Linked DNA regions of Mus musculus: region 2 is linked to region 1. Evidence: chromatin loops called from intact Hi-C (ENCODE). Cell type or tissue: gastrocnemius. All regions are shown on one strand. Links, peaks and the distances in the headings refer to the core of each region. The heading gives the core; the rest is flanking DNA. Region 1 overlaps Fryl (FRY like transcription coactivator). Region 2 overlaps Fryl (FRY like transcription coactivator).

Region 1 (16,378 bases), core at 5,614-13,613:
AGAGGGGGGAGGCAAGGAAAGGAGGAAGCTCCCCACTCTGGCAGAGCAGCTCTTATCTTCTAGGGTCTGAGAGCCTCCTGCTAAGTTCACACCTCTAAGGGGAGCACTGGTAGAAAACAGCCCACACTCAACTACTACTCCCTCCACCGTTTGTTAAGCTAAATATAGACTGCAATCTTTAAGGGACTCTGTGTGTCCCCGAGAGAAAGGAAAGAAGTGATACAAAGCTCCATCAGAGCCGAGCAATGACAGAGCTGGGCGGTTCACCAGCACCAGGGAGTGTGTGCAAGCAGCGGTCACTCACGGTAAAGAGAGAAAGAAAGACCAGCCAGGGGCTAACTCCAAGACAAGTGGCCCCTGGTGAGATTCTGACCAAAGGTGTGAAGGTGAAAACATCTGCTTTCTAAGACAGCTGTTCCTGGGGAGTGGGGTGGGGAGTGATTGGAATGGTGATTAAAAACACAAATGAGGGAGCTGGAGAGACTGCTACATAAAACAGCTGGGCACCATGGCTCTAATTCCGCTCCAATCCTAGTTCTGGGGGATGGGGGGGGAGGGGCGCGAGGCAGAGACAGGTCCGAGCTCACTGGCTCTAGCCTAGGCAAATCGGTGAGCGGTGGCTTCTGTGAGAGACCCTGTCTCAAAAAATGAGATTGAGAGCAACTGGGAAAGACATCCAATATTGGCTTCTGGCCTCCACATCATAGTATACACGAGTGCGTTTGCACGCATATGTGCATAATACACACACACCCAAGATAAAAGCTTAGGAAAGGGTTTGTAAATGTTACTACAGGTGAAATAGGAGCTGAGTCTTGGTCAAATGACATTTGTTTCAGTGTTGCCATTTTCTGGGAGATGGCCTGGGGGAGTGCTTCATTTCATTGACATAGTGAATACTGACATGATTGGATTGCGCTGGCCTGTGTATAACAAGCTAAGGCCAGCTAGGCGTCCCAAGATGGTCTACTGTAGGGAACAACTGAGATTATCCATCTGCATGGCCTGTCATAAAGACAATACTTTAGATGGAAAGGAAGTCCTGGGGCCCCAAGGATAAAGAACATGAACTGTGAAAGAAAGCTGAGGGCAGGTCAGTGACGGTCAGAGGCAAACCTTGACTGTGGTATCCTGAAGCCAAGTATTTCCAGCTAATATGGCTAGTGTGTGTCAATTTGACGGGACCTGAAATCACCTAGGAGACCAGTCAGTAGGCACACCTGGAAGTGTCTGGTTAGGTTAGTCTCTGACTGACTGTGGCAGCTTATCTGACACGGGAGGCAATCCAAATGTAAACAGTGCATCTAACAGATAGCTTACAGAAAGGGATGAAGCTGGTCTATGGTTGAAGCTTCTTCCTGGAGGGGTGAGGGCCCAAAGGCATCCTCCGGGCCATTACGGCTTCCAACTTTCTTCTATTTTAAACTAGCTCTGAATAAGTATCTGTGTGGTGGCTGATTTTATGTGTCAAGTCTGGCTAGGCGTGGTGCCAAGGTGACGGGACACATTTTTAATATGAGATTAATATTTAAGTTAGTTGACGAAGGAAAACAAACTGCACTCCAGGCCAGGCGCAGTGGTTTATACGTGAGTAATTCTCATTACTCAGAAGGCTGGCTCGAGAGAGCGCTGGCAGCTTAAGGCCAGCCTAGACAAGAGACAGGGCCCTCATCTCAAAACAAAGCAACCAACAAAACCCAACAGCCTCCAAACTGTGGGCGAGCGTCATCCTGTCAGGTGAATATACCTGACTGGAAAAAAAGCACCGGTCTTTCCAGGAGACTGGTAAACTTGGCCAGCAGACCAACGCAACTCTTTTCTGAGTCTCCAGCCTGCCAGCCTACTCTGCCGACTTCAGACCTGCCAAGTCTGCCAAGTCTCTACAACCATGGTGCCAACTCTTTAAGATGTAAGATCTCTCATGTCTGTCTGGCCTTACACACACACACACACACTCACACACACACACACACACACACACAGAGTTCACAGTTCAGTTGCTCTGTCGAACTCTAATATAATCCAAATTAGCATCTGACTAGATGATAAGTGTACTAAGAATATGAAGAAACCGGAGGGAGACTCAAGCTATAGAAACACAACACAGGAGAGACATTGGTAGGAGAGATGAGTGCTAATGAGTAAGAAATTCCTTTTAGGGGTGATAAGAATGCTCTAAAATGTTTTCAGATGGAGGGGTAACATTACACAATGCTGTAAACAGGCCTAACCCTATTCTGTGACATGCTCTTTGAAGTTGTTAGCTACTTTTGTGTGTATGAGAGTTCCCCTGCATATGCACAGCATCTGTGCGGTGCCCAAGGGAGGTGAGATGAGGGCGTGAGACCCACCAGAACTGGAGTTACAAAGGGTTGAGATGCCATCTGGGTGCTGGTGAATGGTATTAACTGCTCAGCCATCTCCACAGCCCTGGATGACATACTTTTAAAGGGTGGATGTTATGGGACGTGAATTATACCTCAATAAAGTTGTTGTATACAATGAAGGAGAGGAGGGAGGGAGGGTAGGAGGGAGGAAGGAAGACAGGCCTGTGAAACTAAGAAGCATCATAAATCACAGTGCAAAATGCCAGCCCCTTCATAAGTTAATTACTGTTTACGTGTTCAAAGGCATTAAGTTATATAGAGAGCCTCAAAGAATCTTAGAGAATAGAATAACAAAGAAAGCCAACAAATTAGTTACATGTGCCTGATTTTAAAAAAGGGGGAAAAAATCAAAGGCTGTAGAGCAAAGCTGTGACATCCGAGAGATGAGCTGCAAAAGGCAAGCCAAGCAGGGATGTGAGCAACTGGATCCCAACATGCAGAAGATGACATGGGCAGAAGATGACGCAGGGAGAAGATGATGCAAGCAGATGATGCGGGAAAGCCATCGGAAGAAGCCAGAAAGCCAAGAGGGGATACACAGGCTCCCCCTCCCAAAAACACATGAATAAATAAAAATATCACAAACGCACACACACTACGTTAAGGGCACTTAACAGTGAAAACACACAAGTGCTTGCACACCCAGACACACTACACACTGCATTAAGAATACGTATCTATGTGTCTTTACCTAAAAGTGAAACAAGCTACCGGACTTAAAACCTTTGACTTGCAATAATGACCAAATTCAAACTCCATCCCACAGTGAGTCTAATTACAGGGATCGTTTCAAATAACGAAAGCTTCTCACTCCACTTACCACAATGTTGCTATTTGCAGATGACGGAGATATTAATGTGCTATGAAATCGCCAGTAGCTCCCACCTACACAGTAAGAAATGACGTGACAGACAAGACAAAGAAAGGGTTGTGTGGTGTGTTGGTGGCATAGTGGTGAACATAGTTGCATTCCCAGAAGTACTTTTAAACAAGAACACATTATAAACAGTGCGCACAAACACAGATACACTCTCAGTACACATGCATATACTTTAGAAAGCAGAGGCAGCAGCAGCTTACAGAGAAACAGGAAGCATGATGAGACGTCCCATGTGGCAACACCATATTGAGCCTTGGTGGGAAATGGTGAGAACTGAGATCAGATTCTCCTAGAACCAAATCATAAGGAGATTGGAATGTGTTGTGTTCGGGGATTGGGACCAACGGTGTCAGACAGCAAGACTGGTCATCAAGTTTTAGAAAGCCACACTGAGGTGCCAGATACCAGAGGAAGGGACAACTGGAAGACAGAAGATGTTCTGGGTGTCCTGAGTGGTGAGGGAATGACGAAGAAGGGCACAGACTGAGAACCAGGGATGACAAATTAAAAGGTGACAGGTGCACAGAGTTCTCAGTGTCAGGGAGTGGATTAATAAATTCAGTGGATTTTTTTTTTTTGGTTTTTCGAGACAGGGTTTCTCTGTAAAGCCCTGGCTGTCCTGGAAATCACTTTGTGGACCAGGTTAGCCTCAAACTCAGAAATCCACCTGCCTCTGCCTACCAAGTGCTGAGATTAAAGGCGTGCACCACCACGCCCAGCATTAAATTCAGTGGATTCTTAACAGTGGTTAAAAAAGAGGTGATTCGGAGCTCTACAAGACTTGAGCCAAATATAATAATGCGGACTAGAAACTGGAAGTAGTGAAGAGAATTAAATTTATTAAAAACTGTGGAAAAAAAACAGCTAATAAGGCTTTGAATGACCTCAACACAAAGAAATTACGTTTTGAGCTGGATGGCTATGCCGGCGACGGCGAAATATCACACGGTGCCTGCCTCCAAAAATACATAGGTACCTATTGGTTTTTATTTAACTTATTTTTACTTTATGTTGTGGGTGTACACATACGTGTACGGGGGGGGGGGGTGGCATGTATGTGCCACAGCACACATGTGAAGGTCAGAAGTCAACTTGGAGAAATTGGTTCTTGTCCATTATATGGGTCCTGGGATGGAAATGAGGCCGTCACAGCCTTTACCCACTGAGCCACTCACCAGCCCCGTCATTATGTTTTCATGAAATATAGTCATTTTGCTTGACTATTTTCTTGAGACAGGATCTCAGTGTGTACTTTATGCTGACCTCCAATTTAGCATCTTCCTATCTCAGTCTTATGGATGTGTCACCATGCCTAACTTTTTTTTTTTTTTAAATTTAACACACATCTTGATATGCAACCCAGGCTGGTCCCAAACTCACAGGTCTCTTGCTTCAGCTTCCTGACTGCTGAGATCCTGCATCTGCCTTAGCGGGATTTTAAAGCATGGAGGAATTTTTTTTTTTTTAAATAAAGCAAAGGCACATACATAGCACTGTCCCCAGAGTTAGGTGGCACAGCAAAAGGAACTAGATGACTCCAGTACCGACTGGTCTAATTTGAACAAAGAACAGAGGAAGAGCCAGGCAGAGGTTTTAAAATAGGTCTGCAAATTCTTTGATGCTCCTAGGAAGGAGGGTGGACCCATGGCCCCTCCCCTTCACCCCTGCAGTCTTTGTGACTGTCCCACAAACAACAAGGGGTAAGTGGTAAGGAGCTGAGGGGTACCAGAAAAGGGCACACTTAGCTACTGATGGTCTCCAGAAGCACCGCCCTGGAGGCCAAGCGCCTCCACCTCTGTGGGAGTCCTGCTCTCCTGAGGTCACCCTGTGGAGAGATCGTGTGAAGGGACAGCTCGGGAGTCCCAGCTGTGTGAAGCTTCCCAGGCCTTTGTCACATGAAAGCCCCAGGCTTGTCTTGCAGGCAGCCAGCCTCAAAGAGAATCTAAGAGATTGGGAAGGCCTGGCTGAGCTGAGGCAAACCCCATAGCTGTGAGCAAAATAGATGACTGTTTTTGTTTCAAACCAACCGCTCCTGGGTGGGTCTTCACACAACAGTACAGATACCACAGAAAGGTCGGCTACTGAGCAGAGTGAAACCCTCCCCTGACCCAACAACAGGGAGAAAGCTGGTGAGGAGATCCATCAGGGATAGACAGAAGGGTGTTGGTTGGTAGCAGAGGTGGGAGGGGAGTGGACAGTGGGGGAGGGGACTGAGTTTCCTCACACAAACGCACCCCCCCTCAAAAAAAAAAAAAATCAAGGGAGAAAGGTGAGTGATGGCATCCTTGGTTTGTAAATCATGTGACGAACTTCAAAACTCACCAAAGCCTGACGATGCTGAAGATCATTTTAAAGGGGATTTGGGTTTTTTTTGTTGTTGTTTTTTGTTTTTGTTTTTTTTTCTTGAGACAGGGTTTCTCTGTATAGCCCTGGCGGTCCTGGAACTCACTTTGTAGACAAGGCTGGCCTTGAACTCAGAGATCCACCTGCCTCTGCCTGAGCTGGGATTAAAGGCATGTGCCACCACGCCCGGCTGGGGATTTGTTTTTTAAGTTTATTCAAATTTCTACACATTTTCTTCAGATTTAAACAAACAAACAAAATCTGTGAGCTCATTTCCTTCTTCCTGACATTTCGATGGGGCTGTTACCTAAGATTGTCTCATTAACCAGCCAATCTGACACAGGATGAAGAATCATGCTCTATGCTGAGGCTCTCACAAAGAAGCAGGGGCCCCTCACCTCAGGGGCCTCAAATTTCATCCGTCTCCACCCATTTTTGTTTGTTTGTTTGTTTGTTTGTTTGTTTTCAAAACAGGCTTTCTTTGTGTAGCCCTGGCTGTCCTGGATCTCCTGTAGAGGATGCTAGCCTGGCACTCAGATCTGCCGGCCTCTGTCTCGGGAATGCTGGGATGCAAGGCTTGGGCCAACTCCACCCTGTTTTAACAAGTCATGATTACTGTCTAAGGGCTGCCATTCAAGCAAGAGGGAAACACTGTTTCAAAGTTTGTAAAACTTGTATTGAATGAAACAATGAAACAATCTAAAACTAGTCTTACCATTAGTTAGTGACTTGTGTACTATCAGGAGATGCTAAAGGCTAGAGCCACGGCTCGGTGGGCAGAAGAGCTTGCTCCAAATGGTTGAGGGCCTGAGCTCAAATCTCGAAACTCATCTCAAAGTTGACGATGCAGCATAAGCATCTACAGTCCCTGAGCTCCTGTGGAGAAATGGAACCCGGCAAAGACACGAGAGGTGTTTTCCTCCCAGAGGCTGTGGACTAGCTAGTCCAACAGAGACCCTGTCTCTATATACACCAGGATGGGGGCAAGAGCAACGCCTGAAAACGTTCTCATGCACTCTGCATACCATGGCAGGTGTGTGCCAACATTCATGCTCTCTCTCTCTCTCTCTCTCTCTCTCTCTCTCTCACACACACACACACACAATAAAGGACCTTCTAAAGAAGTTCTGGTGGCGATGTGAATATTTTTAAAGCCGCAACACAGAGTGAGCACTAAGTACTCACTGATTTAAATCGCTACACATCAAATTATACTGACACCCACTCTCCTCCCTTTGTTAGCAATAGGACGTTGGCGTCTCTGCTATACACATGGCTATCTACCCAAATGTTACATCTCCCAGCTTGGTCTCTAACTGGTTGTAACAGTATGACCATGCTGTAGCCCAGAGGATCTGAAAAATGAGGCTAGCCATTCTGGGAAGGCGTTTGTCCTAGTTTGGTCTCTATTACTGCAACAAAACACTGACCAAAAGCAACTCACTGAGGAAAAGGCTTATTGCATCTTCCAGTTTGTAGGCAGTCATTGAGGAAGGGCAGGGCAGGAACCAGGAGGCAGGAACTGAAGCAGAGACTCCTTGCTCCCAGGTTCATGGTCTACCTTCCTTCCTTTCTTCCTTTCTTTCTTTCTTTCTTTCTTTCCTTTTCTTTTCTTTTCTTTTCTCTCTCTCTCTCTCTTTCTTTCTTCCTTTCTCTCTCTCTCTCTTTCTTTCTTCCTTTCTCTCTCTCTCTCTCTCTCTTTCGTGTGTGTGTGTGTGTGTGTGTGTGTGTGTGTGTTTCTAGACAAGGTTTCTCTTTGTAGCTCTGGGTGTCCTGGAACTGGCTATGTAGACCAGGCTGGCCTCGAACTCTGAGATCTGGCTGGCTGCCTCTGCCTCCCAAGTGCTGACATTAATCATATGGACCACCCCAGGCCAGCCTTCCTTCCTTTCTTATATAGACCAGAACCATCAGCTCAGGAATGGTACACCACCCATAGTGGGCTGGGTCTTCCCACACCAATCAGAAATCAAGAAAATGTCCCAGAGCTGTGCCCAATGAACGCACAGGCCAATCTGATAGAGGCAATTCCTCAGTTAAGATTCCTTCTTCCCACATATGTCAAGTTGATAGGAACTAATAGTGGCAGGGTGCATGTGTGTATGCTTAGCCTCAGCCTTTTTCATCCCCTGCCTCACTGAACACTAGAATTTCTCAGGCAAAGAAGGCACACACTGACTCCATAGAGGCAGCTCACCTGGTCTGACCCACACGTGTCTTATCCAGCACCTGTAGAGAACACATGCCTGTCTCATTCAAACCACACACAGACAGTACACATATGTGACATCAGCTAGGTGTCAGACCCTGCCACGTCAATGGAGATGTAGCAAGGGCACAAGAAATGGAGAACCCGGGCTGGTGAGATGGCTCAGTGGGTAAGAGCACCCGACTGCTCTTCCGAAGGTCAGGAGTTCAAATCCCAGCAACCACATGGTGGCTCACAACCATCCGTAAGGAGATCTGACTCTCTCTTCTGGAATGCCTGAAGACAGCTACAGTGTACTTACATATAATAAATAAATAAATCAAAAAAAAAAAACTACTCTAAAAAGAAATGGAGAACCCTAAACTTCCTGTAGCTAGCTAGCACTTTGAGGACAGGAGACAAGGAATTATAGGTAAGTAGCTGGAGCGTAAGAAACTGAGAGTAGTGGGGTGGTGGTGGCGCACGCCTTTAATCCCAGCACTTGGGAGGCAGGGGCAGGCGGATTTCTGAGTTCGAGGCCAGCCTGGCCTACAGAGTGAGTTCCAGGACAGAAACTCTGTCTTGAAAAAAACAGAAAGAAAGAAAGAAAGAAAGAAAGAGAGAGAGAGAGAGAGAGAGAGAGAGAAACAAACAAACAAACAAACTGAGAGAAAAAAAAAGAAAGAAAATTGGGAAGAAGCACAGGTAAGCAGGAGCTGCGGTCAACCTCTCAGGAAAGGTGCCGCCTGAGGCAAGGCTAAGAACATTCTAGCATGGAGAGACAAATCCTACCAGTGCCATTGGCAGGCTCAACTGTTGGAAAGCGGAGGAGAGAGACAGAAGCATCATGGCAGGTAGGCCTGCAGCCAGGAGGTGCTTTGTGATCAAATGTTAGCACAGCTCTTTGATTCAGTCAGCCCCACTATGAAGGCTGGTCCCTGAAAACGCACAGGCCTGGCAGCTGTCCCTGGCCAGTGCTACTCAAAGGACCCACTGGTTAAGTGTACAGGGCTCCCCACTGGTGAAGTGTACAGGGCTCTTGGAATCCTGAAGAAACGCGCATGGACTATCACTTAGGATAATGACTTCAGCTGGGCATGTGGCACAGCACACCTTTAAGGTGGGCAAATCTCGGAGTTTGAGGTCAGCCTAGTCCACATAGGAAGTTCCAGGACAGCCAGGGATACAAAGAAAGACCCTTTCTCAAAAAAATAAATAAAAAATAAAAATAAATATATATTATATAACTAATGTGTTATATATAATTATATATAGATATATAAAATACATTTTATTATATAACTAATAAAACATGTTATATGTGTTATATAAGTTATATTAATATATACTATATAATATATAATAATATATTTTAATATATTTTACCATATATAATATATATTAACATAGCACAGAGCCAGTCTGATCTCTGCATTTGACAGTTTTGAACAGCATTTTTTTTTTCATTTCCTACTTTCTTCTTTATAGAACCCAATACAGCCACAACTGCTCCAAGTACCTCGGGCCCACCAGACACTATTCACAGACCAGTCGGTATGTGAATCCAAGAAAGCCTCGCTCCCAGCATGTGACACACAAGACATGTGGGTCACACAGAGAACCATCACTGGCCAGGTAAACAAAACACACAGAAATGACCAAGCAACAGTCAACACTGTGCCTCTAGGCTGAGGAGAAGCTTGAGAAATCCATCAGCCCTACATACTGAGCTCTTCCTCCCTCGAGAGCAAAGAGGAACGGACTCGGGATGCAGCTGTCACCTAGGTCAAGGGTACCCTACGGGCCAACCACAGACCAGAAAAATCAACTAGACTACGGGACCCAGAGTAAGGAGGAGGTAGAAAATAAGACAGGAAGTCAGACGACCACGAAGATGAGCATCTGTGAACGTTCACAGAAACCAAAATAATGGGCACCCTAAGTAGTCCGAGTGGAAAGGGGGAGGGAGGGTTAAAAGTACAATTTCAACGTACACACTGGCTTGCTCTCCCAGAGCACCCACTTCCCAGCACCTACACAGTGGTTTACAACCATCTATAACTCCAGTCCTAGATGATCCTACACCCTCTCCTGGCCCCCACAGGCACTATATACCACCCATTGTGCACAGACACACACACAGGCAAAACACCCGTAATACACATAAAATAAAAATAAGCCTTTTTTTTTAAATCTAATTTCAAATCAGACAGTAGCAGAGGACAGAGACTCAGAATCTTCCAAAATGAAATTATTTGAGCATAGACTTTTCTATCTAAGCTGTCAATCGAGGAAGAAGGCAGAATAAGTCCATTTACTTGAAGGTGTCCTTCAGCAAAGCTAGGGTGGAAAAGGATAAAGCTTGATTCGAGCGAGAGACACAAGAAGCGGTGGCCAGGATCCAAGAACAAAATGAGAAATGTGTCCCAGGATGGCAGCTGCGAGGCAGGAGAGACAATTCATCCCATTAAATCAGAAACTTGGTGAACTCCACCGAAGAAGAATGGGATGGATTCTATTCAAGAGACAGAATAATTAGGAGGCTGGCTTCACGACAAATGTGCAGCGTCTTTTCTCAATTAAGGAATGAAGAAGATGTGCACAGAGCATTCCAGAAGAAGGCTGCTGGCTGACTAGCCACAGAGCGTCCACTCTTACTCTGATTAAAGAAAGGAGTTTACTTTTTCATTTTTCCTGTATGATAGATATGGTGATTAGGTCCTTCAGGTCCATGGGATAAAGCACTGGGGAGCTAAAGTAAGCCTGGTACTCCTGCTCTCCTACGACAGTGACGGGCTGATAGTGACCCGACTTTGCCAACCCAGTGAGAACATAGTGGAAGGTCATCTGGGGAGAAGCTTGGAAGAACCGCCTAAATGATGAAGGGGAAGATTATGAGGTACAAGGTTGTTGTAGAGGGCGTCTCTGGCTATCAGTGGGTTTAAATATGGACCACCCACACCCGAGATAGCCACTGCTACATGGAGGTGGTGAGGGTTAACTGGGGAACTGACTACTGACTGCATCCAAACTGAACTTGGTTTTCAAGAGCGTGGCCTGTTCTCCAGACTCCCAGCTCGAGCTCAGTCCTGAGAAAGGGAGAGGTTCAGGCTGAGCAACCTCCTCCTATCAGAACAAGTCTTGAAAATACCATCTTGACTCTGCGTGTGCGCCCCTGATGCCAGCAGACTGAGTGTGACTACAGTCTGTCAGCCTCACCTGTGTGATGCTGTTCTGTGGAAAACATCCGGTGCTCAGAGAAGGAAACCTGGGACATGGATACTGCTCAGGATCAAATCATTGCCCCAGATTGCTTGAGGGAGTCCTTGTCTGGTGTGTGTGTGTGTGTGTGTGTGTGTGTGTGTGTGTGTGTGTGTGTGTGTTTAGTGATATATGATGAAATATTTATGAGTAAGAACAGAGAATCACAATGTGACGGTACTAATAAAAATGCTTCCCTCCCCCCATAGTCTCATAGAGGGTGGCACTATTAGGAGATGTGCCCTTGTTGGAGGAAGTTCGTCACTGGGGGGGTGGAGGGGGGCGTGCTTTGAGGTTTCAAGTGCTCAAGTCAGGCCCAGTGTCTCTCTCTTCCTTGCTGCCTGCCAATCCACAGGTAGAACTCTCATCTCCTTCTCTAGCGCCATGTCTGCCTGCACGCTTCCAAGCTCCCTGCCATGATGACAGTGGACTAAGCCTCTGTACTGTAAGCCAGCCCCAAATCAGCGTTTTCTTTGCCTTGTGCTCAATGTCTCTTCACAGCAAGAGAAACCCCAACTAAGGCACGTGGTAGCTGCGAGCTTCTCTCAAATGATTTGCAGAGTTTTATTCAGCCATAAAAAAAAAAAAAAAAAAAACAATGAAATCATGTCACAATGAATATATCTAAGAAAAAGAGTCACCAAAATTATCTGTAGATGTGTCTAGATACTCAAAGGTAAAGAAAGCAAGAAGTGCCCAGACAAAATGTTCTGAACGAATGAACCTAAACAACGAGCAGAATGGCCCTAAGCAAAATCCAGACAGCAATTCACACGGTCTACCTCACAACCTGTCTTTAACTTTTATCTGTTTCAAAAATATGATTTTGTTGCCATTGTTGTTTGTAGGGGATGGCTTTCTTTTTATTTGGTTAGGGTTTTGTTGTTGTTGTTGTTTCTTTTTTTTTTTTTTTTTTTTCTTTTAAATCTTTGGAGATGGGGTCTGGCCATGTAGCCTGGGCTGGCCTCAAATGTGTAACGATCCTGCTGCCTTCTAAGGGCTGGAACTACAGACAGGTACTACCATATCTGTGGAAAACGTGTTTTAAAGGGAGAAGACGGGCTGGGGAGATGGCTCAGTTGGTAACGTGCTTCCCGGACGGGCATGAGGGCCCGAGTTCAGATTCTGAGCACCCACGTAAAAAGCCAGGCATTGGGGAAGCAGAGACAGAGAAACAGGGGAAGGAAAGAAGGAAGAGAGATCCAAACACACCACCTACCCTATCCACACATTCTGCCTTCCCACACATTAACCAAGACAAGAAGAGAAAAGTCAGGAAATCACAAGTGACCTGCAGTTCAACAATCGGATGAAAGCAGCCTAGAATGATAGGTGGGGCAAGATGGGACACAGTGGCAGGTATGAAAGCGTGTGTGTGCGCGCGTGTGTGTGTGTGTGTGTGTGTGTGTGTGTGTGTGTGTGTGTGTGTGATGACTTTGAGCTACCTGATGACAACAAAGAAGAGAACACCTTTTTGAGTGGCTGGGATGATGCTTCAGGGGTAACGGGCAATGTGTCGAATAAAGCGCCAATCCCCAGAACTAAAGTAAATACAGGCAGGGATGGCAGTCGGCCAGTAAGCCAAGCCCAGTCCTCTAGGGGAGACAAGAGACCGCCAGAGCGAGCTGTCTATTTAGACTAGCCACATCGACAAGCTCTGGGTTTGATTGAGAGGCCCTGTCTCATTGAATAAGGTGGAAGAGCCCTCAAAGATGATCCCCTCATCAGCCTCACGTGCACCTACACTCACAGACGTGAATATACACGTACATGTACACCATACATACGTGTAAAAACCGGAAAAAGTAAGAGAGCCCGAACACTGAAGGAGTAGAAAGAGAATGTAAGGACAGCTCACTAGTCTGCAATGAGCACTTGTGTGCTTATTAAAAAAGAAAAAAAAAAAAAAAAGACAAGCTTGACAGAAAAGTAAAGCCCCTGCAGGCTTCATTAAAGGACAGAACTGAGGGATGACTGCAGCTTCGCTGAAGAAAGATGAAGGAGGAGAAGGGGATTTCAATTCTCAATTCTATCATGAGGCTAGACATCTCTGACTACTCCACCCAACTCATCCTTTGACAGTTTTTACTAAGAACTCTTCTGCCGTGGAATTTCTTAATCATTTTAGGTTCAGCTACTTACCTTTCGTTTCCTCACAGCCCTGGCTGTCCTAGAGCTCGCTTTGCAGACCATGCTGGCCTCGAACTCTCGAAGATCTGACGGCTTCTGCCTCCCAAGTGACGGGATTAACATGTGTGCCATCACAGCCGGCTGCCTGCCTCTTTTATTGGAAATGATTTTTTTCGTACAATGTATTCTGACGCCTTTTACCTCCACCAGTTCCTCCCTATCCTTAACTCTTAGCTCCGCCCTTTCCTTCTCTCTTTAAAAAAATAAAATTTTAGAAAAATGAAACACATGCACACACACACCACAGAGACATGAAGTCAGAAGTCAAAGTATACAAGCAAAAGACCAATTTCAAAAAAGTGTCCAAACAAAATAACATCAGTCAAAAAGCCTACAAAAATACCATTGAGTTTGTTTTATATTGGCCATCTACTCCTTAACATGGGGCTTGCACTGCAGTGTGGGTAATATACAAGTGAGGCTCCGATGGAGGAGACGAACATTTCCTTTACAAGCAGGTACCAGCTGTGTACAGCTTCTTGGTTAGGGGTGTGGGCCTGTGCCCACTTCCCTGTCTCTAGGACCCCTGTCTGGCTTGAACCTGGCAGGCCCTTTATTTATCCTCTAGACGCAAGTCCCTTATGAGTGACAGGCTTGTACACGCTGCTTCTCATTTAGAGAGTCATCTTCCACTTTGATAGTCTCCTTCGCTGCACAACCATCTTTCATTTCAGTGAACACCAATTTACCAATTTTTCTTGGTTCCTTGTGGTTTGGGTCTTAGTCAAAATGGCTTTGCCTGGCAAACAGTCATTACATCTTTCCCCCTCTGGGAATTTCAATATTTCACACTGGGATTATCTGCTCACTTTTAGTTGATGGATAGTATGAGGGAGGAGAATGTGGGAATCCAGGTGTCTCAGCACCGTTTGTTAGAAAGACTAGACTTTCCATGGTGTTTAGCTGATTTCTATTTAGTGACACAATGTACTGAACTGATGTAAAACCCTCTAAATGGACAGCCAAGCTATTTCCAAACAAGAGCGCAAACCTCTTCCCCAAACCAATATACTTCCTTCTCAACACACACTTGGTGTTTGGAGGCCATCAAGTTTCCCGCTAAGACTGTGCTCTAAAACACATTACCCTGGAGTACCCGACATTTCCTTTCTCAGTCAGCAAGCACCCTGGCTACATCTTACTTGCCTTTTGCTCACAGCCATGCCAACGAGTTAGCATCATGCTAACTACATTTGGTGCCCGCTGTCCAAAGTATTTGTGAATAACCGCTGTTATTTCTTTGAAGTGTACACCTAGGAATGGGGTTATCTGGGACACATGGGCACTCTGGTGAGCTGGTTGCATACAGCGGCAAGCTGTACCATCCTACATTTCCACAGCAATGGATGAGGGTTTAACTTCCCTGTCTCCTCACCAACACTTGGTCTTCTGTTTTCTGGCCCATTTGGAGATATTACTGCCACACCCATGCAGGACACCGACCAAGTACAGCCTTATGTACAATATCAGAATAATGCAGCACTAGCCCGGGCCTCCCCCAGTCCAGATTATCATTCCGTGTTGCTTTCTAAGTCCACACTGAGTTTATTACAGTAATTAAAATACCAGTGCTGTTTGTATTCAGCCACGTCTCCCCATCCCTGTAATTGCGCAGATGGTTTGTGAACACATCTATGTGACTTTACATCCTGTCCCATCAAAACAGCGTGTAGCCTTTGACATTTCAGCCACAGCTGCTATTTTCAGTAAGTTAACCCCACGAAACTCATTTAACCCAAGCATTTGATAGGCATAGTGATCATTTCGTGTGTGTGTGTGTGTGTGTGTGTGTGCGCGCGCACGCGCCACAAATACACTTTTAAACATCACACTAGACGTTTCCATCCACCTGTCACCAGCTTCTGACTCAAGAAGGTTTACAGGGATGACTCCACCAGCCACATTTTCTGCCAGTGGTCTACCCAATAACCCACTACCAACAGAGGAATAAATAGTGTCCAGTCTTTGGCTGAAGTCCAGTAACACTGTATGTTCTCCTGTCTCCAGAATGTACGATGTACATTCTCCTATCCTCACTTTAATACCTCTTCCAAAAAAAAAAAAAAAAGGATGTTAATTTGACATGTCTTACTCAGTTCATATAGTACACATATAGTACATTCATTTACAAATGTAATTAAGGGCCATCAAGATGGCTCAGTGTGCAAAGTCACTTGAGCAGGGGCCTTCCAAATTAATATCTACCCCAGGATCACACGAGGTGGAAGAAGAGAACAGACCTCCACAAGCACGCTTTGGCGCATTTACATCTGCCCTGGACTCAGAGACGGGTCAACTGCAGAGTCTCAATGGCCAGGCCCGTAGGGAGAGGGCCTGACTGAAGAAGCGAGGGAGGAGGAGGAGCAACAGAGGAAGACACCCAACGCTGCCCTCTGGCCTCTACACTGCACATACAGGTCAGCACAGCGATGCAGGTGGCAGGCACATCGTAACCGATATATCTAGTAACTAATGAATCAGATTAGATTATACTAAATTTCAAACCACACTGAGATTTTACCTCTGATCCCAGCACTCAGGAGGCAGAGACAGACTTCTGAGAGGTTGAGACCAGCCTGGTCTACAGATTACAGATTAAGTTCTATGACAGCCAAGGCTACACAGGAAAACTTGTCTCAGGAAGAATAAAAAATTTTTAAAAAGCAGTATTAATTTTAAAAAAGCTCCCTTAAGGCGAGCCCTAGTCAAGACATCGTCTTACTTTAGATCATCAGTCCTGAGGCCCTCAGTTGACTAGAACTTAAGTCTGGAGTTCTGTTTAATTCACAAATCTCTCCTCAACTTTATAAAGCTCAGTAGGTAGAGCCCTGAGATGGCTCTAAGGTGAAAGGCCCTTGCCACCTAGCCCAGTGACCCAAGTTCACGTTCAATAAATAATACATAAGGAAGGTAAAAATAAGTGTTTTCAAGTTGGAGTTTGAGATGGTGAACAAATGGTTAAGGGCACGGTCTGCTCTTATAGAGGGCCTGAGTTCAGTCCCAGCACCTACACATGACAGCTCTCAGAACTTTCATATGTTTACAAAATGTAAGGCAACTTAAGTAGCTAGCGTCTGTGTTTCTCATAATGCATATACCATTTCACTGAAGCCCATGTCCCCAGGTCCT
Region 2 (16,378 bases), core at 4,947-12,946, 55 kb before region 1:
TCTCTGACCCCCCCTAGACACCTGAATTCATATATACACACATATATCTACATACTGACATATATGTCTACACATAACTGTTTTAAAATTTGAAGTAAAACTGGAAAAGAATTTACTCCATCAGCCCGACACAAAGGGGGTGGAGAAGGAACACACATGTCAGGCATCACTGCATTCATCGCATGGAAAACATCATTCTGTTGTTGCAAACTCCAGCCTGAGATGTGTTGTTGCAAACTCCAGTGCAATGAATTTTAAAAGAAGAAAGAGAAAATGCGCTCATGGTAGAGTATGAGTATTAGGAGATAAGAAATTCCAAAGACAAAGAAATAGGGAGGGTGGTAACATGACCAAAAAAACTAAACAGATGGGTGGAGAGGTGGCTCAGCGGTTAAGAGCACTGACTGCTTTTCCAGAAGTCCTGAGTTCAAATCCCAGCAACCACATGGTGGCTCACAACCACCCGGAATGAGATCTGACGCCCTCTTCTGGAGTGTCTGAAGACAGCTACAGTCTTACATATAATAATAAATGAATAGATAAATAAATCTAAAAAAAAAAAACTAAACAGATTTATTTTAATTTTATTCTTTACTGAAAAACGTTTTTCATGCAAAATATTTTTGATCATGTTTCCTCTTGCTCAGTTCCTCCCAGATCACCCCCACCTCCCTACCCATTCAACTTCATGTTCTTTTTTTATCTCTAAAATCAAACAAACAAATCCCCACAAAAAGAAAAGAAAACCAAAACAAACAAGTAAAAGACTAATAAGAGAAAAAAATGTCCAAGCAAAGCAAAACGACACACAGGATCTATAGAAATATCACCGAATCTGCTTTATTTTAGCCAACTACTTCTGGACATGGGGCCTGCCCTGAAATGTGGCTAATGAGCTCCATTAGGGAAACTGATTTTACCTTTACCAGTGAGTATCAGATACATCCTTTATAAGACACTTTAACCCTGTGTCACTAACTCCATTAAATATAAATGGTCTATACACTGCAAAAGATAACATCATGTAACACAGATCCTCATGCCCTGGCCAAAGACAGGCTTCATTTGTGAACATGAAGTGGGGTTCTCACATACAAAGGAGCCCTTATGAAACTGTAAGTTGTAATTAAGTACAAGGCAATACAGGGTTACTTGTGGAAAAACTGGGGTCCCACAAGGCAAGGGAGAAGAGGGAAGACCTCCTGAGGAACACCGTCAAATCTAAATCCTGTCAATGAGGCATCTGGACCTGAAGAGTGGACGGTCGTGTTTATCATCAACAAAACAGGCATGGATAAAGTGAGTTAGACAGCTTTAACTGAGACTCCCTCAAGTCTTCCACTGGCCTGAGAAGAGTCTCCAGGAAATGGAAACATGCAGACTGAATGCTGAGGTAAAGAACAAAATATTGGAGAAAGGTCATGAGAGAAACTGGGTCAAAAGGCCAAGTAGGGTTTTTTTGGAGGCAATTTGGAAAAGAAGTTGATTTAAAGTGCTGCAGTGAGGGAAGATGACATTTTTTTAAAGATGCTGATAAGAATGAAGGGGAGAGGCAATCAAAACGTCGATGAGGACTCTGATTCCATTTCCCTCTACTTGATATCTCCTTATGGGTCTGATGAAAACGGGTAAGGCCGAGATGTTCAAAAATGACGTTCAAAAACAAAGAAGACTGGTTCAAATGTAGCCCTGTGAGAGACGAAATAAACCACAAGCCAAAATGACCTTGATTTCTGCCCAGGGTTTTCAATACAAGTTTCAGGTCATGTCCAGAATTAACTGCTTACACTCCTGTGATGGTTTGAAGGAGACATCTCAAACAGTTTTGGGCATTTGAACCCTTGCTTGCCACTTGGTGGCACTGTTTGGGTCGGTGGGTTGGCCTTTTTAGAGGAGGTTTGTCAGTACCAGTGGGCTTTCTCTCTTCTTTCTGTGGACCTAGCCCTCTGGAACTGTAAGCCCAAATAAACCCTTTCTTCTACAAGCTGCCTTGTTTCATCAGAACAGGAGAAAACAAACGAATCCAATGACAACGATCAGCCTGGTTTCTGACCACAGGTATATGGCTTCTAATAAAGATAACCTTTACAAAAGTGCCACAGCTTATACACAGCACGACATTATACTTACAAATCAACAACCTAAAACCCATTTTAAAAATCTGTATGTAGGGCTGGAGGCATGGCTCAGTGGTTAAGAGTACCAACTGCTCCTCCAGAGGTCCTGAGTTCAATTCCCAGCAACCACATGGTGGCTCACAACCATGAGATCCGATGCCCACTTCTGGTGTGTCTGAAGACAGCTACAGTGTACTCATATAAATTAAATAAATAAAATACGTTTTAAGAAAAAAACTTTGAATATAAGCAGTGTGAGTGTGTGTGTCTGTGTGTAGGCTGGAAGTCAATGGTCAACATCAAGTGTCTTCTAGACCACCTGGCCATCAAGCCCTGGGGTCCTCCTGACTCTCCTCTCAGTCTCCTCCCCAACACGCTTGTCTTGTATGGATCCTGGGGAAGCAAACTTTGGTTCTCCCAGGAGTGGGTAGGTATGGAGCGACAATGACACTTCTCATGGGTACCACGAGGTACAATCGCTGCTGTGCTCCTGGCGGGGCTGTTTATTAATAGCTGAACTTGTTCCGAGCTTTCCCTTTCAGTTCTTTTTTTAATCTTTTGCCAAAAAAAAAAAAAAAAAAAAAAAAAAAAAAAGAGCAAGCTTCCTCTGCTCTGAAAGGAAAAGTCCAGACCCTGTAATCAGACCTTCTTCTTTGCCCTTGCAAACCATACCAATTCGACATCTTTTGGCAGGAGGCTAAGACGTCATTTCTGAATGAAACCAAAGTCTGTTCTTTCTGCTCATCATTCACGTAAATTCATTCTCAGGATCCCAGAAGCCCTCAGCTGAATCCCACCTACCTGAAGAACAGGGTGTGAACACATTAGTAGGGATCCAGGCTTTAAAATTTATATTTTTAAAGAACTGTTACCCTACGTATATTTATATAACAAGTAACATATATGTGGATTGCCCCGATGAAAGAATTAGTAGCCCTAGTGAACTTTCACCTGTGTGCCCCATGCATACACGGAGCAGAGATGCAGGCCTGCACTGCAGCTAGCCAGTCCTTCCGGGCAAGGACAAATATTCCATTGGAAAAGGGAAAAACTGATGAACAAAATAGAAACAAAAGCAAACAAAAAAACCTCACACCGAAGAAGCAAAGGATCAGGATTCAGGATCAGGAAGAAAGAAAGGACAGAGACTAGTCAGAGCCACGGAGTGGGCTGGCCCAAAACATGCTGGACTAACATGAACCACAAGGCACTGTGTTTGAAAGAGACTAACTTCAAAAATGTAATACTCTTTAAAGCCCTATTTTCAATCTTCTAAAGTCAGAATTCGCTTTTCAGTCGGATTCCCTGAGTGATTTGTTTTAACTCTTGTTGTATTCTGAGACACCATATTGTTATACTGTCTGGACTGGCCTGGAGCTTGTGGTCCTCCTGTCTCTATTTCCAGAGTGCTGGGACTGACTATAGGTATGGAAGTGGCTCCTGTGTAAGTCTTAACTAAGCACACTGAAGTGTGAGACTTTAAAGGAGCTAGGGAGATGGCTCAGTCCATGTGCCTGCTGTGTGAGCATGAGGACCCGAGTTCAAACCCCAGCACCTGAAAATAAGTCGGATGCCTGTAATCACAGGACTGGGAAGGCGGACAGGAAAGTCACCAGGGCTTGCTGGCCAAGCAGTACACTCCAGTTCCCCTGAGTTCCCCTGAGATGTTAGAAAGATACCTGACAGTCACATCTAGCCTCTGTATATACGTGCAAAAATTCCTGTGTACGTGCATACACACACACACACACACACACACACACACAATACAGACAAGTATATTCAAAAAGAACTATTTTAAAGTGTGTTTATAGTCACTTTGTTTCTAAAGGTTTTTATTTTTATTTGCATGTGTGTGTGTGTGTGTCTGTCTGTCTGTCTGTCTGTCTGTCTGTCAACAGAGACCAGAAGAGGGGATCTGACATCCCTAGGGTTGGAGATATAGGCAGCTATGAGACACCTGATGTGGGTGCTAAACTCAGATCCCCTGCAAATACAGGAAATGATAGTAACAGCTGAGCCATTCTCCAGCCCAAGGTTAACTTTCTTTTAACTCGATTTTAAAATAGAATGGGGAATTTGAGAAGACTAAGAATAATGAGAATTTTTAACAGGTTTCTTCATCAAGGGAGCTGGAAATATGTTCTAACTAGTACTTCCTCCACACACAGTGTAAGAGACTGTATGACCAGCCTGAGCTTAAATTACTTCCGAAAAGCAGAAAACCCATCAAAGGGCTACATGAAAGAACAGGAAGAAATTGGAGCAGGCAACTATGAATAATCTACACCTGTATTGCTTAGCAATTTAAATCAATCGACAACGACGTGCTTAATTTAATAGATGCAGAATCTAGAAAAATAAACTGTCTAAGGCGAGCATATGGATTCTAATTTTTAGAACCAAATCACCTTCGTCTGAGATTAACTTCCCTTTATAATGAACCCTTTCTTCCCTTCCCCTCTCCTTTTTCTTCTTTGCTCTTTTCTTGAGATTGGGTCTCATGTAGCCCAGGCTAGTCTTGAGTTTGCTGTGGACTCCTATGCCCCAAGTCACCTCCCACTTGCTGGTATCACAGTTCATACCTCCACTCCCAGCATAGATATTTTTAACACAGGACGCAGAACCAGATCGGGTTCAATAAACTTTATGACTGAAAAATGATAGCGTGGTGGATTCTATCCACATAAACAGCAGGACGGGGAGGGTGGAAGCCTAACTCCCGCCTGGTAGACAAAGGGTTCCATTGTGAGATGGACCCTGACCGGCTTGGTTGACAATAACAGAACTTCACATGGGCACTGGGGGCAGAGAGGGAATGAGATGAGACAACAGATGTTATCTTTAAAGAATATACCGTCTGGCCTTGCTCACACTGCCACAGGATCGCAGGGGTCTGTTTTGTTTTGTCTTGTTTTGATTTTAATTTTGAGAGACTTTACGATCACTTATCATAGTCTCTGAAGTTTAATATGAGGTAACTGATATCGAACTGGTATCCTGCTACAGACAAAAAAAAAAAAGAAAAAAAAAACCACTCTCGCAAGGGTTACATAAAATAATAAAATACAAGGAAATATAATGCTATATTGCTTCAAAGCCTCCGGCGTCCATTGCGAGGTTAGGTCTGTTCCCTGACCTCAGCAATATTCTTTTCTCTATTATATTTTAACTATTAGAAAACTTTGGTTCCTAGGGCAAGCCTGTTGTGTTTCTGTAAACAAAGTCACACCGGGATATGTCTCATACAGTCATCACTCATGAGTCATCTGTGGCTGCCCTGGCCCATAGCTTAGGTTGGGTATTGATAATAGAGACACACAGCTTACAAGACCTGAGAGACTTACTCTCTAGGCTTTCATAGATAAAGTTTGTTATTGTAGATCTGCACTTGCTAGATGCAAGATTCTCTCTTCCTCTGCCTTTTAGGATCGTTTTGTTTCTGTGACGTTGGAACTAATAGAAGGCTACCATTGCTCAGGAACCAGTACTCTCTGAGCAATGTTCTCTGGCTAGGAGGAAAAATCAGTGGGCTAAGTACCGCTTCAGGCGCCTGCTCTGCTTTGGCACATACAAGACAGGCGCCTAGGACAGCAGCCTCCAGTTCCTCAACCAGCCCTCACCGGATGCTTCCCGACCACATGGTATAGACCTGAGCTCTGAAGTTTCCTCACATAAAGCCAGGTCAATACAATCCTCCAAGAGCTAATATTTTTATGTTAAATAGACTAACAGAAACAAGCAGGCAGAGGAGTGAGGTCAGGGGAATGGCCTGGAGGCATCGCACTGGAGAGTCCCACACCCCACTGAGGCTGTAACCACCAAGTGTAGCCCTTCAACCCGAAGGCACAAACCCAGTCTGTACCTGCGCCCAGGTAGCTTCTGGGACATGCCTTGTTCCCTGAATTCTCTTCATAGCACACTGGAGACTGGTCTAGTCTTTTATGTTTTCAGCTTTACTCACCACAACCTAGTTTTGAACCACGTCTGTCTAAGGCGAGCATATGGATTCTAATTCTAAAATAAATAAATTTATTTATTTTAGCGTATTTTGCTTAGTTTTCTGCTCTGGTGGTATGTGTTTGTCCTGTCTGACAGTGATATCTGTCACTCAAATATCTACCCCTAAGTAAATCTGCTGACCCCACAGATTCTAACCAGTCTCTGTTTTTATTGTCTTATTCATGTTGGTATGACTTTTAAATCTAAGCTATATAGATTATATTATTTCAGAGGTGCTTAACTAAGCACTCATATGCATATTTCTCTTATTCCACTTAAATTAACCTTAGATTATATAATTCTTTCCCCTTTTGCTTCTTACATAAACCACTGACCAGGAAGGTAGGCAGTACCCCTTCTAGCTAATGAAATCCGGACCAATTCAGAGGGTCCTGAGTGGATTAGGACTAAAGTATTAGAAGCAAGTAAGGAAAGAGACCTGGAATAATGGTTAAACACCTGGATACAAGGAACACAGACACACATTGCTTAATATTGCTCTACAGCGGGGTGTAGAGTCAGAGAAACCTGGTGGCAGGCAATTTTGCCCCTCTGTAAACATCACTGAAAGTATTTACCGTAAACCAGGATGGCTAGGACATCATTCAGTGACTGTAGAGGAAATTTAATCCAGCTATGTGGGTGTTCCTTCAAGGGATCCCATCCAAAGATATGATCCAGCCAGAATGTGACACATCCTGGATTATAGTATAATCTGACTGGAATACAGGCACGCCCTTAGCGCACACAGGCCTTTAATCCCTAAAAATAAAGGTAAGGTTACTTTCTAGAAGGAAGCAGCCACGTTTGAAAGTGACATCTAATTGAGGGGCAGACAAAGTGACAAATCAGAGAAAGATTTGACAGACTGAGTCAGAGACAAGATATGCCCAACTCACAAGAACAGCAGGGGAAGGGAGGCTACTTAAGAGTATCGAGAGGGGGCGCTGGAGAGGTGGCTCAGTGGTTACGAGCCAGACTGCTCTTCCAAAGGTCCTGAGTTCAAATCCCAGCAACCACATGGTGGCTCACAGCCATCTGTAACGAGATCTTCTGGAATCTGAAGACAGCTACAGTGTACTTACATATAATAATAAATAAATCTTTAAAATAAAAAAAAAAAGAGTATCGAGAGAACAAAAAGGGTATGTGCTGTGGTGGGTGGTGGGGACAGTTTTACCAGGACAGCTTTACAGACACAGGTTACAGAGAAAATAAGCTAGACACAGATGAAGACAGAACAAGCCAGGGAATGAGAAGGAGCTAGAAGATTAGAACACATTAGCAAAGTTGGTATGAGGCTAGAAAGAACAATTCAGTCAGAAACCAAGAGCAGCTGGGTTGCATCAGCCAGCTTGGCAAATGAGAAGCTAGAAGCTTCCAGACCTAGGCCTGGGGATAGTGGGAACAGAGAAGGAAATGCCCGGGACTAGTCCCAAGCCCTGGATTCACACAGCTTGGGTTTGGCTCTCATCTTATTCCTTCATCTAAGGAAATAAAAGTGACTTATAAGTGATCAGTCTTATACAACCACTACCACTACATGTGTCCATCACTGACCACAACATCCTTACACGGCACATGACAATATTTTAACCGCCGGAATCACCACAGCAGTCTCCACTGGCTCAGTGTTAGCCATGTGACTCAGGCCAGCCATAGCAGTGGAACTGACGGCAAATGAACCCATCTTTACTTCAAGTGCGCTTCCTGTAAATCCTTGAAATAAAGATCCTTACCAAATGCTACCTGCAGTTAAGTGTTCGTTCCCACTCTGTACCTATGCACCTGTGCACAGCCTGGGGAGACAGTCTCAAATGAAGCTTCTCCTCACAGAGTGACCAGGCTGGGGAAGCAGCCAAGAGAAATTATAGATGGAACACGGTCTAACTAACTTCTGACTCACACAGTTGTTTGACAATGGCTATTTGGAGGACAACACGGTGTAGACAAAGGAGGAAGCAAAAACACCCTGTGACCCAAGCTCCAGAGGGCTTCCACGAAGCCGTACATCACTCTGGAACTATGTGTAAACAAAGAAGGAGGTACACAGTCCTAGAAAATGTGTTCTGATACAGTGCTCTAAGGATACATTCAAGGGATTCATCTACCTTCAAATCAAAAGCCCAAAGGTTTTTCAAATAACTTTTACCACCATTCATTGAGCAATGCATCATTTTTGCTAACTTTCTATAATCATGGAAACAAAGATCAGTAATATTCACACATCTAACGAGTACTTATTAAACAACTATTAGATTCTCAACTCCAGAACACACCCAAGAAGTAATGCCCTCTCTGTCCATCCTGTCCTCCCGCTCTCCTTTTTTGAAGTCAAGGTCTCACTTTGTGCTAAGTGTTCACACATCTCTTCTATCCTAAATGCTGATATTTGTTCTATTCAACCTATCACTGCCCCTGCTCGGAGTTGATTATAAAAAGTCAGTGTTGATCAATCTGCTGGTGAGTGCCTGAGGTCAAGCGACTAGAGGCTGAGGCAGGGGGATCCAACATTCAAGGCTTGCCTGAGCTACCCAGTGAGTTCAAGACTAGTCTAGACAATGTAGGAAGACTTGTCTCAAAATAAAAACCAGGGGGCAGAAAATACAGCTCAGTAGTAACATGTTTGCCTAGCTGTGGGTTCCAATACAATGCAACAGTAACAGCACACTGCACATTTCTGTCCTTCACCCAACACTTCCTCTTGACTCCAAACAGCATTAATAATAACAAAATGAAGGTTAATCCTATCAGTAGAAAAATAACCCAATCCTGGTGACCCACGGACTCAGTAGCTTTTATAAAGAAATGTGCAGAAACACACAGCCTGTACTTTAGAGTCACAGTGCTCTCTACATGGTGGCTATCCAAATCAAAAATGGTATGGTACATTCTCAACCAGTAAGCCACATTTTCTTCCCACTAACTCTTATGCCTAGAGATAGTTCACTAATAAATGTGACAGCAGGGACACTATGTTTTCTGTTGTTTCTTTTTGAGGTGTTTGGGATCAAACCCAAACTGGGCAAGAGTTCTACTACTGAACTGCACACTCCAGCCCTGGGATCAGTCTTGAGTCACATGATCAGGATGCTATCCAAGAAGGATGCTGAAGCATCTTGTGAATAGGAGATGACTGCATGTGCTTGATCGTTCTGATACCTACTAGACGTGACAAACAAGTGACATACTTCTTTAGCAATATCATAACATGACTCAGCTGTGCACAGGAGAGTCCTTTACAAGTAGGCTACCTGACCATTTAACTTAAAAGCTCTATTCAAGTAGGAATCAGAGGATAGGGGAGGGGGGTGGCGTTTGGGGGGAGGGGGGAGACCCACCGAGGTTTTATTTTAACTTCATTAACTTCAAATGTTTAAGTCATGTTTAATCCCCAGCTTTCTGACACAGTGCCAGGGCCCTGTCATTTAGGCTGGATTTGTGGGTTACACCACTGTCCTTCTTGCCTAAGACCAAAGCCTCATGCACTTGACTACCCTGCTCAGTTTCGGAGAGTACTCAGTGGTCAATCCCCAGTCCTTAACACTGCTCTGGCCTGTTTACCGCACGGTTTTGTTTTTCCTCTAGAAAAATCTACCTTCCTGGAGCCCAGCCAAAGTGTCCACCTCTGTTTATACCAAACCAACCCTCTTTCCACTCTCATCTTTTACCGTATTATGTAATGCGTAATTAATTATGTAATCATAACAAGAAGTTGACATTGGTATACACAGGCTTGGTTAAAACAACAGCCAGCTCAGTCTATTGGGAAGAGAAAGCTGGCAAGGAGAGTCACCAGCTGCTGGGGGCCGGAGAAGCGCTACCAGCAGGAGACACTGGTCAATACACCAGGCTACTCAAGAATGTCCATCAGGGTTTTCCAAGTATTAGTCCACATAACATTAAAGAAAGTTCAAAACTGGGAGGAAAAAAAAAAAAGTCTAAAAGCAGAGATGTTCTTCAAAGCATGACCTACGAACATGTTCGCTTCATGTGTACTTCTGTCCAGTCATAAGCATGGACAAATGATTCTACCATGACAGGTGGTATTTCAGACTGTTCTCTGTGGATCTTCTCACAGGAAGACAATCATGCGTTTACATCACAACCTTGTCTAATGTCCCCTAGGAATAAGAACTCTGTCAGTGAGCAGGTGAGATGGCTTAGTGGGCAAAGTACCAAGCCAGAAACCCACAAGATGGAACAGAGAACTGACTTCCACAAGTCGACCTCTGACCTTCATATGTGCACTCAGTCCACATGCATGCACACATACATGCGATAAGTAAATGTAATTTTTAATTTTTTTGTTTGTTTGTTTCTTGAGATAGGGTCTCTCTTTACATAGCGCTGGCTATCCTGGAACTCACTAAATAAACCAAGATGGCCTCAAACTCACAAAGATCCACCTGTCTCTGCCTCTCATGATAAAAAGATTTATAAAGGAATATGGTATAACATACCAGTTTTTTTTTCTACAAGAATAGATTCACATACACAGACACACACACACAGAGACACACACACACCCATTATTCTCATAGAATTTTTCCATACACTGAATTTCTCCTTTCAGTAAATAAAGAAAGTGTGCCGAGCATGGAGGCTCTCGCCTTTAATCCTAGCACTAAGGAGGTCAAGGCAGGAGGATTGCTGCCCCAAGCTCAAGGCAAAAGAGAACAATACAGGAAGCGCCAGCCAGCTAGTCCAGTGTATTACCTTATCTTAAAACAACGAGTATGTTTCAAAACTCCAACACCTCCTAGATAAACAGTTCCAGTTGTAATGTTCATAGCTTCTTGGTTACACTATTCCATGACAGGAGGGGTTGGGGGCGGGCTGGCAAGCCACCAGCTCACAGGGATTCTTGCATACTTATTCACTTGAACCTTCATTTCTGTTTCTAGCCTTATAGAAAATCCAACCAAGGATTTGCAGGTACAGCTGAGTCTCAGGAACCAGAAACATTTGAAGCATGCAGACCAACTATAACAGAAAACACAGTGTGGAATCAAAGAAGCCTTGATGCTAGACTCACTCTTTGTCAAGGTAATGGAACTGCGACAAAAGGAACAGAGATGAGACTGTGTGCCTGCCTTGCTGGGACTCAGTCTGCTCTCAGCTTGCACAGGTCTCGTGTACACTGCCGCAAAGGTTGTAAGTTCCTACGAACAGCTGCCCTGCTGTGTCCAGATGTTTCCTTGTGGTCGGTCAGTCATACCTTCTGGCTCTTAACTCTCTTCCCGCCCCTCTCTTCCAAGTGATCCCTTAACCTGGGGCGGATGTAGGGAGGTCATATATATTTCCTTTAGTGCTTAGCATGCTGTAGTCTCTTTCTCCTTAAACCGCTTTTCTCACATATCCTGTTATGACAGAAAATCTGACTAACCCATTAGGAGTGAAGTGGGGAGACAGTGGGGAGGGAGGACAAGAAGAGGGAGGGAGGGAGGAAACTGTCGTGTTTTTAATATTTATTTTATATGTATATGTGGGAGCCTGAATGCCTGAGTGTATAAACACCATGTGCGTGCCTGGTGCCCACAGAGGCCAGAAAGATTTCAGATCCCCCTGGGGCTAAAGTTGATGGCAGTTGTGAGCTGCCACATGGGTGCTGAGAACTGAACCAGGTCCTCTGGGAGAGGTGCAAGTGCTCTTAACTGCTGAGCCATCTCTCCAGCCCATATCATTATTTAAGGGTGGGGTGGTAGAGATGGCTCCCTGGGGAAAACCACCCCAAGCCAACCCGATGAGCTGAGCTAGAATCCCAGGTCCCATGGTGGGAGATGAGAACCAAGTCCCAAATTCTAGATTCTCATCTCCACGTGCAGGCTGTGGTATATACCCACATTCATTCTCTTCCCTCCCCCCAGCCCCCCTCTCTCTCACACACACACACAGAAACATACACACACTCACTCGAACAAACACACAAATAACTAAACTTAAGAAAAAAAGCAAAGCAAAACAAAACAAAACACAACACAAACCTGGGGTTGGAAAGATGACTCAGCAAATAAAGGCACTTACCACACAAGCCTGACAATTCAGGGCCATCCCTGAAACCCACATAAAGGTGAAAGGAGAAGAAACAGTCTACAAAGTGTCTTCTGACCTCCCTATGTGTGCTACACACACACACACACACACACACACACACACACACACAAATAAAAGCTGAAAAAGAAAGTCTTACTGGCATTGTCCTTAGTTAACATTAATTGCAAACCTCTGATCGGTACACTTTGTAGCATGTGAACGGTGGCTACAAAGTGTGGCCATATGGCAGGAGCAACCGCAGGTCAAGCTCAGAAATAAAGGGAACCATAGAAACGGGTGTGGCATGCTACAAGTCAATGCCAACTCCAATCAAGTCAGGTGTGGCTTGCAATAAGGAAAAACTTAAGTGTCTCAGGACTGAAAGCAAAAGAAGGAAAAGTGAATTTCGAACACCTGGCACAAACTGCATGCAGAGCCCACACACACTGCCGGACTCGAGGGTGTACTGGCTCAATCTCTGGGTTTAACTCAAGACAAAAGGTAGCACTCGGTGACTCTAGCCCTTCCTCGCCCTCTGGAATTGTGAGAAACATCAAAACAGCTAAGATCTGATACCAGGAAGTCGTGGACAGCAACATAGACCTGCAGATGCTGTGTGCAAAAGCCAGTCACCAAAGAGGAAGGATCTGTCTCTGATTGGAGACAGGACCTGGAGCAGCCCAGGTGTACCCTGAGCAGATTGCGGTATAGTATGCACTTCCAAGTCTCCCGCCTCTGGCTTCCACCCCTGCAGTGTCTAGGATTACAAACCTGTGAGTCTTAATCTGTATTTTCTTTATTTTAAAAAAGAAGAAAGAAAGAAAGAAAGAAAGAAAGAAAGAAAGAAAGAAAGAAAGAAAGAAAGAAAGAAAGAAAGAAAGAAAGAAAGAAAGAAAGAAGGAAAGAAGGAAGGAAGGAAGGAAGGAAGGAAAGAAAGAAAGAGAGAGAGAAAAGAAAACCCCACCTCCCCATTCTTTTACATAATTGGTGCATTTAAAACAGATATTATGGTTTCTCGTAAATAGAACTGTACTTTTTAAAACTGATATGAAACAACATCAGGGAGAATACGAAGTAACAGGCTGCAAAATCCTGACTGAGATTTAAACTGGAAACTCTCTTAAAGGTAATATCACAATGCCTGCCCCAATTTTAAAAGTGCGTGGACATTTACACAAAGAAGCAATCACCAGCAGATATGAAGCGACACAAAAAAATGAATAATTATGTAATATTCTAGTGACTCAAAACTGGAATCACAGTAAATTTTACTCATGCTCATGCTTAAAGGATGAACTGAGCCTGCCCCATGCTCCCCACGAGCTCGGGTGGGTTTTAAATGACACAGAAACACAGCTGGGAGGCAGTCAGCAGCAGGGCAGGCACCAGGGCCCTCAGAACGCTGCGGCTTAAACACTTCTAACAAAGATTCAGAACGCCTCGGTTGGGAAGTTCAAACTGAGTGTTTTCCCATTTGCCATTGCCCTGTGTAGAACTGACTTCTGCAACAAGCATGTAGTATGGCAAGGGGGGACCCTGGGTGCTCTGCGGCAGCTTGTTTGCTTCTGAAGGGTTGAGCATCTCACAAGACACCTTCCACAGGCTGTGTTCCACCATGAGATACAGCCTACCTAAACACTTGTTATCTTTACAACAAAGCAGTTAATTTAAAAAAATAAAAAAACAAAAAACAAGTCACTTTTATAGTGGACAGATCAGACTCCATATCTTATTCTGGCCCCTCCCCATGGGTTTTAATAACATTTTTAAATAACACTTCCTCAGAATATTTCCCAAAGACCATTGGAGTTATCAGGCTTGATGATTTGACACTATTTCTCATCATTTGCTTGCCTCCTTAGGACATATTTTTAATACTTAAATCTTACTTTCCTGGGACAGTTTTTGAAAGAACTAAAGCAACGCCTTTTTACTTTACCCATTTGTTGATGTAGACATCTGTCATCGTGATTTCCACAACACTTATTCTCGCCTGGGTCACCCACTGTCCTCTCAGAGGAAGTTGAACACAGTCTTCGCACCCTAAGTAATTTGGGGGGGTCTCCTTCAATCTTCTCTCTGATATCCAAAACCAGGTCTCCCGAGAGGACAGGAGGCACGACTCTCTTTAAAAAATCCATCTTAGGGTGCTTCTTCTACATTACTAGAGCCAGAAGCACAAAGAACAGGTCCAGGGACCAACTTCCTTGATGACTCGTTGAGGGCTATACTATCTGAGGCAAAGAGCAAAGAGACGTCATGTGAGCCTAGGCGGTACTAAAGCCCAGCCGGCCGGCCACCAGCTGTTTGAAGGCTGATTTTTTAGGACATTACTGTTTGTGCTGATAACAGGCCGAACACTGTCGGTCTGAAACTGCAGGCCACATCTGTGCGCCCTTCCACAGTGGGTGTTAACTGCAATAGACCCATGCCATAAAATGCTTAGCCTTCGATAAGGTTTAACATTTAGACTCTGACAGCCTTCACTGTGATAATGTAAAAAAATAAATTCGCTTTGTTCTGGGGTGTATCTTCCTCATATAAATTTAAGATCTTGAGTGCAAGAGAGTAACTTGGACTCAAAAAATAATTTTTATCAATTTGAAAATTTGCTACCAGATCTCACAACTTACACTGACTGTAAAGCTGAGCCAGTGAAAACCTTAGACTTTTAAACATGTGCATATACACACACACACACACACACACACACACACACACACATCCCCTTTAGAATCAAGCGTTCTTTTTTTTTTAAGATTTATTTATTTATTATTATATCTAAGTACACTGTAGCTGTCTTCAGATGCACCAGAAGAGGGTGTCAGATCTCATTACGGATGGTTGTGAGCCACCATGTGGTTGCTGGGAATTGAACTCAAGACCTCTGGAAGAGCAGTCAGTGCTCTTAACCTCTGAGCCATCTCTCCAGCTCAAGCGTTCTTCACAATAGTAGAAAACCTAGAATAAGTCATCAAAAGGTGCTGGAGAGATGGCTTAGTGGTTAACAGCCCTGAGTTCAATTCCCAGCAACCACATGGTAGCTCACAACCATCTGTAATGGGATCCGATGCCCTCTTCTGGTGTGTCTGAAGAGAGAACAGTGTACTCACATACATAACAAATAAATCTTAAAAAAAAAAAGTCATTGGCAACAGATCCACCTAAAACATAACGTTAAAACCCTGAGAAATGAATCATAAACTGTAATAAATGTAGTCACCAACACCCTGTTTTTGAAATAACTACAATCCATTCCATATGGTAAAAGAGCACAAGGGGTTAATCCCATGACCTCGATGTTATGGGGACAGACAGAAGACAGAAAGGCTCTAAAACCTGAGCTAGCGCCCACTCAGGCCTCTCCCTGCCTTGTGGGAGGAAAAGACAGGAGAGCGAGGGACAGGAACAAAGGGAACACAGAGAAGGCAGAAGCAGCCCAGGTAACTCTGCTTGTATGGAACTTCAGAAGCCTTCAGCAGAACTTCAAAACTCAGATTCGCTCAGCAATGCACACACACGCACAATTGCTCTCTTCCAGTAACGGACATGAAAATAGATGCGAAATGTAACATTTCTAAAGACGGGGCAAAGCCGTCCGTCCCTACAGACAACAGGGGAAATGACTGTGAAGGAGTAGCTAGCTCACATCTGCTTGGAGTCAGGTTCCTGCCCTTGCTCCTAGACTGTAAGACTTAAGGGGTCATTGGCCAGGACCTTGTAAACCAAGAGCGGTGGGATACGCCTTTAATCCAGCACTCTAGAGAAGCAGGCAAAAGGATGGGGAATTCAGAATCATCCCAGCTACAGAGTGAATTCAAGGCCAGCCTGGGATACTCGAGACCAAGTAAGGGTGGGTGGAGGGACTCTGTCTAGGTGAGGAACAGGAAAGGAAGACTTCCATTTCTTTCCCTAAAGTAGTACTTCTATTAGAAAAACCACACTCTCTCTCCGAGCTTCCTCTGAGCCTACAAGGAATAAAACTGATAATCTCTGTGACCCGATCCCCACAAACAAGGGAAGCAATGTCATAACTCTAAGCCGTGAGGTTTCTCACTGCCTGTGGGTGCTCTTATTCTGTGTTTGCTCAGTGACTGTGACCTCAGGGGTTTTACACGGTGTGTCTGCTGTTTGCCTTGGGCCTCTTCTCGGGCTCTTATCTAAGGGAGCCCTGTAACACAGTGGCGTGGAAGGACGCAGATGCCAGGCAGGAAGTTGCGCTG

Evidence for each region. Peaks named below come from ENCODE experiments on the same cell type or tissue, not always from the same donor. Only the 100,000 strongest peaks of a DNase experiment are listed, where the experiment ranks them.
Region 2: a loop joins it to region 1, with 1.8 times the contacts of the local background. A loop is called at or near these places in 1 of 42 quality-filtered maps.

Annotation. Positions count from the first base shown.
Region 1 is chr5:73,231,926-73,248,303 of GRCm38, forward strand. The region is part of intron 1 of Fryl (FRY like transcription coactivator); the gene reads right to left. Among named protein-coding and RNA genes, the nearest start is that of Fryl, 17 kb to the right of the region's middle. In gastrocnemius, for the core only: no CTCF peak of the experiment used is centred there; DNase peaks (open chromatin) are centred at 8,672 and 12,644; H3K4me3 peaks cover 481 bases; H3K27ac peaks cover 1,148 bases.
Region 2 is chr5:73,177,522-73,193,899 of GRCm38, forward strand. The region is part of intron 3 of Fryl (FRY like transcription coactivator); the gene reads right to left. Among named protein-coding and RNA genes, the nearest start is that of 1700071G01Rik, 29 kb to the left of the region's middle. In gastrocnemius, for the core only: no CTCF peak of the experiment used is centred there; a DNase peak (open chromatin) is centred at 9,552; H3K4me3 peaks cover 75 bases; H3K27ac peaks cover 523 bases.